2 separate regions of the Homo sapiens genome follow, and region 2 is linked to region 1. Evidence: read pairs that join two places in POLR2A ChIA-PET (ENCODE). Cell type or tissue: Caco-2. All regions are shown on one strand. Each heading gives the region's core, and the rest is flanking DNA. Links, peaks and the distances in the headings are about the cores only. Region 1 overlaps LOC124900165. Region 2 overlaps LOC124900165.

Region 1 (5,379 bases), core at 258-5,257:
TAAAGGGTTAGGTAAATGATAAAGACATGACAGTAAAATCAATGGATGGATACTTAGTTACATACAAACACACGCTCCTTCCCCTGCCTGTATTCCTGGTGTTTTGGGAGGCAGAGGTAAGGGGATCACTTGAGCCCAGGAGTTCAAGGTTACAGTGAGCTATGATCATACCACTGCACTCCAGCCTGGGTGACAGAGTGTGAGACCCTGTCTCTAAAAAAATTTCTTTAAAAAGATTTGCTGAATGAACAAACTGGGGTGTCCCCAAATATAAAGCACTTCCCCTCTTTACAGAGAAAAAGCTGTACCTACAGTACCAGCCTGTCCATTTCAGTCCGGCAACACATCCTTAAAAAGACAGATTGGCCTCTAACTCTTCCCTGCCAATTCCACCCCTGCTGCCTGCCCCACCCAGGATGATAAAGGCCCTGAAGTCTTGAAAGCAAAGCATACTTTTGTGCTACAGTTTTTGCCCAGACCTCGTTAATTCAGGAAGATGATATACTTCAGCCAGTGGAAAGATATCGAATGCGTGCAAAGCCTCTTTAATTGTGGGTTTCCTTTTGTTGTCTGCTTCCTTAATAAATTTGGAAACTATTTTATGTAAATTATATTCTCTAAATGAGGCTGTTGCATTTTCCTGCTCTAGGAGCTGGAGCAGAGATGGGGCAGAGCAGGATGGAGGGAAAAAACCGCCTTGTGAAAAATGCTCCTTCCCTAGGAGGCGGCATCGTCCCTGCTTTTCTAGTCTCGGCCAAATTCCTCCTAGGGATGCTGCATGTCCTGCCATCCTTGAGGATGGGCAGGCAGGAGAAGAATGGTGAGGCGGAGATCCTGGCACCAGGAGTAACTTTGAGGGCAGGAAGTACAAACTAAGCCTGGAGATGCCTGGGGTGGGATCGGGTGGCTTTAATAAGTAAGATGTGTGGGCAAGAGGGAATGAAACTGAAATGGAGAAAAGATGTTGATTCAGCCAGCAAGGCAGAGCTGCAGGAGCAGCCCAGTGGGGCCAGGAGCCCAAAGGGTGAGACGGCTCCCTAAGCTCCTTCTCCAGGTCACACTTGGCCTCAAAGCCAGAGTCCCTGCCCCTGCCGCTCTACTTTTCCACCTGACTGGTCCACACACACTTGTGGCCTGATGACTTCCTGAGACTTTGGGGATGAGTTGCCTGGGTTCCATTCTTTGTTGTTGTTGTTGTTGTTGTTTTGTTTTGAGACAGTCTTGCTCTGCCACCCAGGCTGGAGTGCAATGGCGCGATCTCGGCTCACTGCAACCTCCATCTCCCGGGTTCAAGTAATTCTCCTGCCTCAACCTCCCAAGTAGCTGAGATTACAGGTGCCTGCCACCATGCCCAGCTAATTTTTGTATTATTAGTAGAGATGGGGTTTCACCATGTTGGTCAGGCTGGTCTTGAACTCCTGCCCTAAAGCAATCCACCCGCCTCAGCCTCCCAAAGTGCTGAGATTACAGGTGTGAGCCACCATGCCCAGCATTTTGGGTTCCATTTTTTTTCTTTTTTGAGACAAAGTCTTGCTCTGATGCCTAAGCTGGACTGCAGTGGCGCGATCTCGGCTCACTGCAATGTCCGCCTCCCAGGTTCAAGTGATTCTCCTGCCTCAGGCTCCTGAGTATCTGGGACTACAGGCGTGTGCCACCATGCCCGGCTAATTTTACTTTTTGTGTTTTTAGTAGAGACGGGGTTTCACTATGTTGGCCAGGCTGGTCTCGAACTCCTGACCTTGTGCTCCACGAGCCTCAGCCTCCCAAAGTGCTGGGATTACAGGCATGAGCCACCGCGCCCGGCCTTGGGTTCCATTCTTGCTCTGCAACTTACTAGCTGTATGACCTCAGGTATGTGTCTTAATCATTCTGTGCCTTGATTTTTTTTTTATATCAACAAAATGCATATGACAAGAATACGAGCCACATAGGATTGTATGATTTATTCTCCCTCAAGCACTTAATAGTGCTTGGTACTTAATGAGTGCTACATAGGATTGGCTATCATTATCATCACCTTCATCGTTATCTAGCTCTATCAATGACAGCCTGTCACCCAAGCCAGAAATTTCAGAATATTTTCCTGTGGGGAATGGATTTTCCACTATATTCCCATCCTCAATTTCCTGGAACCTTCACTCCTCAAGGCTAGGACAAATAAAAGACAAACTAAAGAGGAAGGAGGCAGACGTAACATAGAGAAAGAGCTTGCAAAGCTTAGACTTGAAGCACACCAATGAAAGGTCTGACTCTTTGACCCAGAGTCCACTCTGACAACAGTACCTAGGGGGACGCAGCAAATTTCCTGTAGCCCTGGCATGAGCAACAGAAGCAAAGACAATGACAACTCAAAGAGGACAGGACCCAGGGGATCTCCAGGGACTTCAGTGGACCAAGAAATGGAGGAAGGAAGAAGGGAGGAAGAGAAAGAAGCTCTTCAGGGAGGAGATTTCGGTGCTGACTAGAAGAGCGGCCACGGCCATGTGTAAGGAAAAGAGGGCTAAGATTTCACACTGGCTATGGGACTGGGACGATGGCTGCTTCTAGGGCAGCTGCCTCTGCCTCTCCTCCCTCTGTTGACCCTGTGTGGGTAGAAACTTGAAGTAAAAGGACTGCTTGCATATTTTTCTGGACTCTGTGGGGGATTTACTGGAAAAGAGCTATTCTGTTGGTTTATAGATACCATCACCCAGTCCCTCTACAGGAGGGGATCAAGGGCCATGCACGGCTGATTTGGAATCACCAATAGAGGCCTGTGGGTCCAACAGGAGGCAGCCAATATGTGAAAGTCCCTGGGCTACAATCAAGGGCTTTATCAATGAAATTATAATAAACGAGACATTTTGGACAAAACAATTTGGGGTGTATAGGGGCATATTTAATATGTGCCAATATACAGCCTCTTTGTTGAAGTCCCTTACAAGGGCTAGTTATTCAACTCTAAATCTATTTAAAAATAAAAACTTAACCCACCATGGGCTACTTTTGGGGTGAGGGGAACCCAAAACTATTTGCTGTGATGCTCACAGTGAGACCTTTGTGTCCTTTGAACTTACAGCTGCTGCGATTTGCCTGCCTTTTTGATGTACAATAATGAAAACTAGTGGTTGGCTTAAAACCTTCTGAAATTAACAGCTAAAGACTTAGCTTCCATGGGAGGGAAGGGGAGAACCCCCACAGTGTGGTCAATGCCCGGTTATTGATAGCTTATGCCTACAAAGCAAAGGAAGGTGCAGACAAGTAATAATGGAGACCTAAAAATATATCAACAAAAATAAATGCATTGTGAGGAAATTCCAAGCTCTATTAAATGCACTTTTGGTGAAAGAAGCCCTGCAGAGAATTTCTTAATACATTTCAAAGAGGGGAGGTGTTTGGTCGCTGGAGTAGCCTACATAAGCAATCATGGTATTTGTGGAATGTCAAACTGCAGATTGCCAGAGATAGTCATCCAGCTCCTACCACAACCATTTCTTATGCTAGATCAAGGTTTTGGACAGTGGTTTGGGGTTGACTGAGACTCATATCCTCACGTTAGAAGATCCCGTTAATGTCACAGACTCTCCCACTTGGAAAGAGCGTGTGAGTGTAGACATTCCTGCATGGAGCCAATGCTTCCACACTTCAAGATCTGCAGCCAGAGAGACACTGTCCTTATTGTAGACACCTTGGTAACTCATTCCAAAGTCCAACAACACCCACATCCAGGAAATTCTTCTTCATGTTTAGCCTAAATCCCTCATGCTTCAATGTAAGCTCGTTTCCTCTCATTCAGTCCAAAACAGAAATAGGGAACAGCTGCTCTCCACCACTGGTTCATGTGCTTGAGGACTTTCATTTCATCCAACCCCTAAATCTTCTCTTCTCCAGAATAAATATTCCAAATCCTAGAAACATTCTCTGAGATTTACCCAAACCATGTGGCCAATTACTTTCTAAGTGCTTCCTTTAATTCCAAACACTTGTCCAAGGTACCGTCTCAGTCTTCGCTCTTGAACAACACACATTCGTTGGGTGATATAGAGGACTGAAAGGAACCAAGCTTCCTTCCAAAATCTAAAGAAGACTTCTCACCACCTCCAGCTACCTTGGCATTGCCAGTCTGAAGTTTCTTCTGTCTGGTTTCATCCTCAACATCCCCATTGCCATGATGGCTGGGTTTTTTTATGACTAACTACACCAGATGCTGTGCTACACACTTTATATGGATCATCTCATTTAACACATTGACATGGTTTGGCTGTGTCCCCACCCAAATCTCATCTTGAATTGCAGCTCCCATAATTCCCACGAGTTGTGGGAGGGACTGGTGGGAGATAGTTGAATCATGGGGGCGGTTTCCCCCATACTGTTCTCATGGTAGTGAATTAGTCTCATGAGATCTGATGGTTTTATAAGTGGAAACCCCTTTCGCTTAGCTCTCATTCTCTCCTTGTCTGTCACCATGTAAGATGTGCCTTTCACCTCCTGCCATGATTGTGAGGCCTTCCCAGCCACGTGGAACTGTGAGTCCATTAAAGCTCTTTTTTTTTCCTTTATACATTACACAGCCTTGGGTATATCTTTATCAGCAGCATGAGAACAGACTAATATACATGTACAACAACCTGATGGATGCGTTTTTATCTTTTATTCATAGATGAGGAAATAACCTTGAAAGAACTCATTATTAATAAGTGACTGGGATTTGAACCCAAGCTTGTCTGACAGAGAACTGAGGCTCTTGCCACAATGCCAGGCTAAGAGGTGGTTCCTGCTCCATAGAGTCCCATCAAGACAGAGATAATGAAATGGCCAGAAATGGACCATAAGGAAAGCATCTCTCCAACTCTATTTCTGGAGTGCTGATCATTTCCTGTCCCTGCAGAGTAGCTTTTTAATTTCATGGTTTGAAGCTGCCATGAAAAAACAACAAACTCCATTATCACATTTATGTTTAATTATAATTATGTCTGTACACACTTGTCTGTCCATTACTCCTTGACTTGCTCCAAGGCGGGGACTTCAGCTTTGTTTTTATATTTTCAGCACCTAGCACGTGCCACCTACTGAGTAGACACTGGGAATATGTTTAGAATATGACTCACTGACTGGCTAGCTTAATGGATGAATGAATGAATGAAATACACACAAATCCACACATATCAGTTACTCCAATTCTCATATTCAGAACTGCTTACAGATACATAGGGATCTCCTTGAATAAATGCTACTCTCCTTACTCCTACTCTCATCACAAAACTGTTTGGGGGACATTAAACAGTTGGAAGATAAAGATTCTAATCTCATTTTCCCCTGCAACTCAACATGTGAACTTGGACAAGTCATTTGTTTTCTCATCTGAAAAATGAGGAAGTTTGGCCTGGATGATATTTAAGG
Region 2 (5,379 bases), core at 133-5,132, 90 kb before region 1:
TCTCATTAGCCAGAAAGTGTTCACTTGGTCACCTTGCTGCAAGAGAGGCTGGGGAACGCAGTAACGTGCCCATTACTAAGAAAGAAGGGAGCGTGGACACGGGAGACATCCCAGCCCTCCACAATGAGATAGAAAAGCTCCTTTTTCCAAGCATAATGTTGAGCTCTTACCCCAGGCAGCAGCAGTGTGTGCTGGAAGACACAGGCTTTGGAGTCAGACAGACCTGGGGTAGATCCTGGCTCAGTTACTGAATTCCAGCTAGATGATTTAGAAAAGTTGCTTAGACTCTCTGAATCTCTGCATCTAAAAAATAGAAAAGGCGGGGTGGGGGGAGCAGTTGTGAGAAGGTAATCGACTAGAATCTGTGTATAGAGAACACAGGAGGGTGCCCAGTACAAGCCTGATGGTCATGAACTGTCATCCCCATCAGCATTGTGTCATCTATATCCATGTATTCTATATTCTACAACACTGTGTTATTTAAATTCTTTCATTATAATAATATTTTTATTTTATTTTATTTTAAAGACAAGATCTTGCTCTGTCACCCAGGCTGAATTGCAGTGGTGTGATCATGGTTCAGTGCAGCCTCAAACTTCTGGGCTCAAGTGATCCTCAAGACTTAGCCTCCTGAGTAGCTGAGGGAAGTCCAGGCACCTGGCATGTAGTCAGGGCTGTCAGTAATATTTGCTGCATTAAATGGAATCACATTGTCCTGACCCTTCTCCTGGGCTTGGTCTTACCCTGCCTTCGCCATTGGGATACTGTGCATAATGTGGTCTCAGCAGGTTTGGGATGGGGCCTGGAAACCTACATTTTTCATCTCTCCAGTATTGTAAATCTCTCTTTCAGAAGGCTTCCCAGGAGTACTACACAAGACTTCTGTGTAGGCCGGGCACAGTGGCTCATGCCTATAATCCCAGCACTTTGGGAGGCCAAGGCAGGGGGATCACTTGGGGTCGGGAGTTCGAGACTAGCCTGGCCAACATGGTGAAACCCTGTCTTTACTAAAAATACAAAATTAGCCAGGCATGTTGGGGCATGCCTGTAGTCCCAGCTACTTGGGAGGCTGAGGCATGAGAATCGCTTGAACCCGGGAGGTGGAGGCTACAGTGAGCTGAGATCGTGCCATTGCATTCCAGCCTACCAAGAACAAACAAACAAACAAACAAAAAAACTTCTGTCTATCACTGTAGCCTCAACCTCCTGGGCTCAAGCAATCCTCCTACTTCAGCCTCTCAAATAGCTGGAACTACAGGCACGCACCACCATGTCCAGCTAATTTTTTTTTTTTTTTTGTAGAGACAGGGTCTTGCCACATTGCTCAGGCTGGTCTTGAACACTTGAGCTCAAGTTATCCACCTGTTTTGGGTGCTAGGATTACAGGCATAAGTCACTAAGCCCAGTCCATTATCACTTTTTTTTTTTTTTTTTTTTTGAGACAGTCTCGCCGTGTTGCCCAGGCTCCAGTGCAGTGGCGTGATCTCGGCTCACTGCAATCTCTGCCTCTTGGGTTCAAGAGATTCTCCTGCCTCAGCTTCCCGAGTAGCTAGGATTACAGGCACACACCACCACACCTGGCTAATTTTTGTATTTTTCGTAGAGATAAGGTTTCACTACATTGGCCAGGTTGATCTTGAATTCCTGACCTCAAGTGATCCACCCGCCTCAAAGTGTTAGGATTACACAGCCTCCCAAAGTGTTAGGATTACAGGCCTGAGCCACTGTGCCCAGTCTCATTATCACTTCTTTACAAATGGAAGAAGCTGAGTTTCAAAGCTCCTTCTTCCTCTGACTGTATAAGCTCTTAATACAGTGCTGAGCACACAACAAGTACTTGGTCAATGTTAGCCCTTATTCAATGGTTGTTATATTTGCTCTACATACTGTTGCTAAGTAACAAATGAACCCTAAAATGTAGTGGCATTGCACAGCCATTTTATAACATTCATGATTCTCTGGGTCAGGAATTTGGGCAGAGACAGTTTGTCTTTGTTCCCCAACATCTGGCACACAGGAGACTCAATTTGTTGGGGATGACTCAGGGGTGGGAGCCATTCTGAGGTGTCTTCATTCCCATGCTGGCAATTGATGCTGCCTTTCAGCTGGGACCTCAGCTGGTCTCTTGGTTAGAACACGAGCTCTCTCCATGTGGGCTAGATTGGGCTTCCTGACAGCATGGCAGCTGGGTTCCAAGAGAGACTCAAGAGAGTAAGGTAGATATGCATAGCATTTTATAATCTAATGAGCTTTTCTTGGAAGTTCCATAGTGTCACTTCTGCCATAGTCGCAAGCCTGCCCAGGTTCAAAGGGAGGGAATACAGGCACCCCCACCACTCAGTGGGAGGAGTGTCAAAGTCACGTTATAAGAAGAACATGTGGAATGGGAGATATTGTCACAGCCATCTTTAGAAAATATTATCTGTATAATAATAAGTGATAGTAGTTGTCATCATCACTGTCATGATCTGTGATCCCCCAGGCCACTACAACTCAGTTCTTTGGAGTCAGACAAATCTCAGATCTCTTACTTCCCAGCCATGTGGTCGTGAATGAGACCCTTCTTGTCTCTTCCCCTAGGCTGTAAATTTAGAACATGGGAGTGAGACTTCTTCTCTTCCAGAACTATTATGAGTCTTAAAGAGAAAGAAAGTGTAGAAAGTTCCTAGGACCTGGTGCAGGCTCACTACGTGGGTTTTCTTCTCAGTCCTGCCTCCCAGGCCCGAGTTAGAGCCAGTCCTGCCCACGGACATTTTTGCAGCTCTGTGAGGCTTTTGGTCAGGGTCAGGGACAATGGGCGCCAGACCAACAATGTGTGTCCAGACCACCTTTAAAGGGCTGTCGTGGACTTTTTAAATTTCAGCTTTCTGGAGGACCGTCCTTTGAAGTTACCCGCAGTGGCCTGAATCTCTTTGGGAGTGCATTTCAACTTTCCCCTAAGAGTCCAGTGAGATATTTCGTTGGTGATAGGGCCGGAAAGATCCACAGGAGAGCCATGCAATATCTTTCTTCCCAAATTTCCCAGTCCTCGAAGGAAAGGCCATGTTTGGTTTGAAAACAGAGCTGCTTTATCACCAACCAGGGCCCTGGATGAAATCTTTCCCCCTAAAGCTGAATAAACAGCTCCAGGCTCAGCTCACACCCTGCTCTTAGCTCCTGAAACTCACTTATCTAGGTCCTGCCTACTCCCCAGCACCCCTACACATACCCCAGGCCTGCCCAGACACCTTCTTCTTTGAGGCGTACCCTGAACCCCAGAATGACCTCATAGTGCTGTGAGACCTGTGTTCAGCTCTGTCTCTTCCTTGTAGGATGAAAAAGAGGCAGCTGGATTCAAGTCTTCTCCAACTCTGAGCCCCAGTCTCCTCCTCTGCAAAACGGGGATGATATTGCCTGCCTCGCCAAACTGTGCCAGGGCAGAATGATACTATTTTACTGGAATGTGCTGGCATAGAAGGTGCTCAGGGAACTCTGGCTCAGCTGAGGAGTGGGATCCAGAGTGAGGCTTGGACCCATGCCCACCAACATTACTACTTATGTGCTGGGTGATCTTGGGCAAGTTTTAACCTCTTTGAAGCTCAGTTTCTTCCACTTGTAAAGAAGTGATAATGGGCTGGGCGTGGTGGCTCACACCTTTAATCCCAGCACTTGGGGAGGTGGAAAGAGGCGGATTCCTTGAGCCCAAGAGTTCAAGACCAGCCTGAGCAACATGGCGAGACCCTGTCTCTACAAAAAAAAAAAAAAAAAAAAAAATACAAAAATTAGCTGAACATGGTGGTGCATGCCGGTAGTCCCAGCTATTTGAGAGGCTGAGGTGGGAGGATCGCTTGAGCCCAGGAGGTTGAGGCTGCAGTGAGCCTTGATTGTTGCATTGCACTCCAGCGTGGGCAACAGAGCAAGACCCCATCTCAAAAAAAAAAAAAAAAAGATTGCTGATGAAATTAATATAGCACTTCAGGACTGTGTCTGACACATGTCACTCAATAAATGGTAGTCATTTAAAAATTATTACTATTATGATTAATTCAGTACATTCCTCTAGGGCAAGAACCAGGTCTTATGTTTATTCCAAACATTTCACATACACACAATAAAGTTACTCAGTGTGTTTATAGAGAGAATCCTCTATATTTTTTAGTTTATTTATTTATGTATTTATTTTTGAGACAGGGTCTGGCTCTGTCGCCCAGGTTGGAGTGAAGTGGCATAATCTCAGCTCACTGCAACCTCTGCCTCCTGGGCTCAAGTGATCCTCCTACCTCAGCCTCCCAAGTAGCTGGGACCACAGGCATACACCACCATGCCTAGCTAATATTTTTGTATTTTTTGTAGAGGCAGCATTTTTCCATGTTGCCCAGGCTGGTCTCAAACTCCTGGGCTCAAGCAATCTGCCTGCCTTGGCCTCCCAAAATACTGGGATTATAGGCATGAGCCACCATGCCCAACCCATTTCTATTTTTTAAATTGATGTTTTGATTGAGATTATTGTGGATTCATGTGAAGTTGTAAGAAATAATACAGAAAGACTCCTTATGCACTTTGCTCACCCATGTAACATTTTCAAAACCATAGCATAATATCACAATCAGGATATTGGCATTGATTTAATCTACCAATCTTATTCATACTTTCCCAATATTACTTGTATTAGTGTCTGTGTATTAAATTCTACACAATTTCATCAGGATAGATTTGTGTATTTACCACCACAGTCAAGATACTGAATAGATCTAACACAATCCCCCCCATCCCCCACCCCATAGAAATCCTATTTATTTAAAGCTAGAGACCAGGCGTGGTGACTCATGCCTGTAATCCCAGCACTTTGGGAGGCTGAGGCAGGCAGATCACCTGAGGTCAGGAGTCCGAGACCAGCCTGGCCAACATGGTGAAACCCCAACTCTACTGAAAATACAAAAATTAGCCAGGCGTGGTGGTGCACGCCTGTAGTCCCAGCAACTCTGGAGGCTGGGGCAGGAGAATCGCTTGAACCTGGGAGACAGAGGTTGCAGTGGGCTGAGATTGTGCCACTGCACTCAAGCCTGGGTGATAGAGCAATGCAAAAAGTAGAGTTTCCTCTTCAAAGGCTTTCCTCCCCATCGAATTAAGAATAAATAGTAACTTCTCTCAGAAGCAAAATTTATTCAAAGACCTGTGCTAACATTCTTAAATATCTGCTAGCCGTAATAAAGAAATCAATGTACTTTATGTTCTTGGCTCCCACAATTTAGCCTAAATATTTGCCCTGGCATGCTTATACTGGTCCAAGCAAGCATTAGGTCATAGCATGTTCCTCTTCCTCATTTGAAGGTTTTTACCTTTCTCAACATTGCACAAAACAATCAGGACAAATACAGAATGTGAAGCCCGGTTCCAGCC

What was found. ChIA-PET counts read pairs that join two places held together with the same protein. Peaks named below come from ENCODE experiments on the same cell type or tissue, not always from the same donor. Only the 100,000 strongest peaks of a DNase experiment are listed, where the experiment ranks them.
Region 2: POLR2A ChIA-PET joins it to region 1 with 5 read pairs; 4 of 35 experiments call an interaction of 5 or more read pairs at or near these places.

The regions. Positions count from the first base shown.
Region 1 is chr4:4,554,153-4,559,531 of GRCh38, reverse strand. The region is part of intron 2 of LOC124900165; the gene reads right to left. All of the region lies in intron 2 of STX18-AS1 (STX18 antisense RNA 1 (head to head)), which reads right to left. Among named protein-coding and RNA genes, the nearest start is that of STX18-AS1, 15 kb to the right of the region's middle. In Caco-2, for the core only: no CTCF peak of the experiment used is centred there; no DNase peak of the experiment used is centred there.
Region 2 is chr4:4,643,901-4,649,279 of GRCh38, reverse strand. LOC124900165 reads right to left here. Exons shown (of 6, transcript XM_047416490.1): 4 at 171-303. STX18-AS1 (STX18 antisense RNA 1 (head to head)) reads right to left here. Exons shown (of 6, transcript NR_037888.1): 3 at 171-303. Among named protein-coding and RNA genes, the nearest start is that of SNORD162, 18 kb to the left of the region's middle. In Caco-2, for the core only: no CTCF peak of the experiment used is centred there; a DNase peak (open chromatin) is centred at 3,147.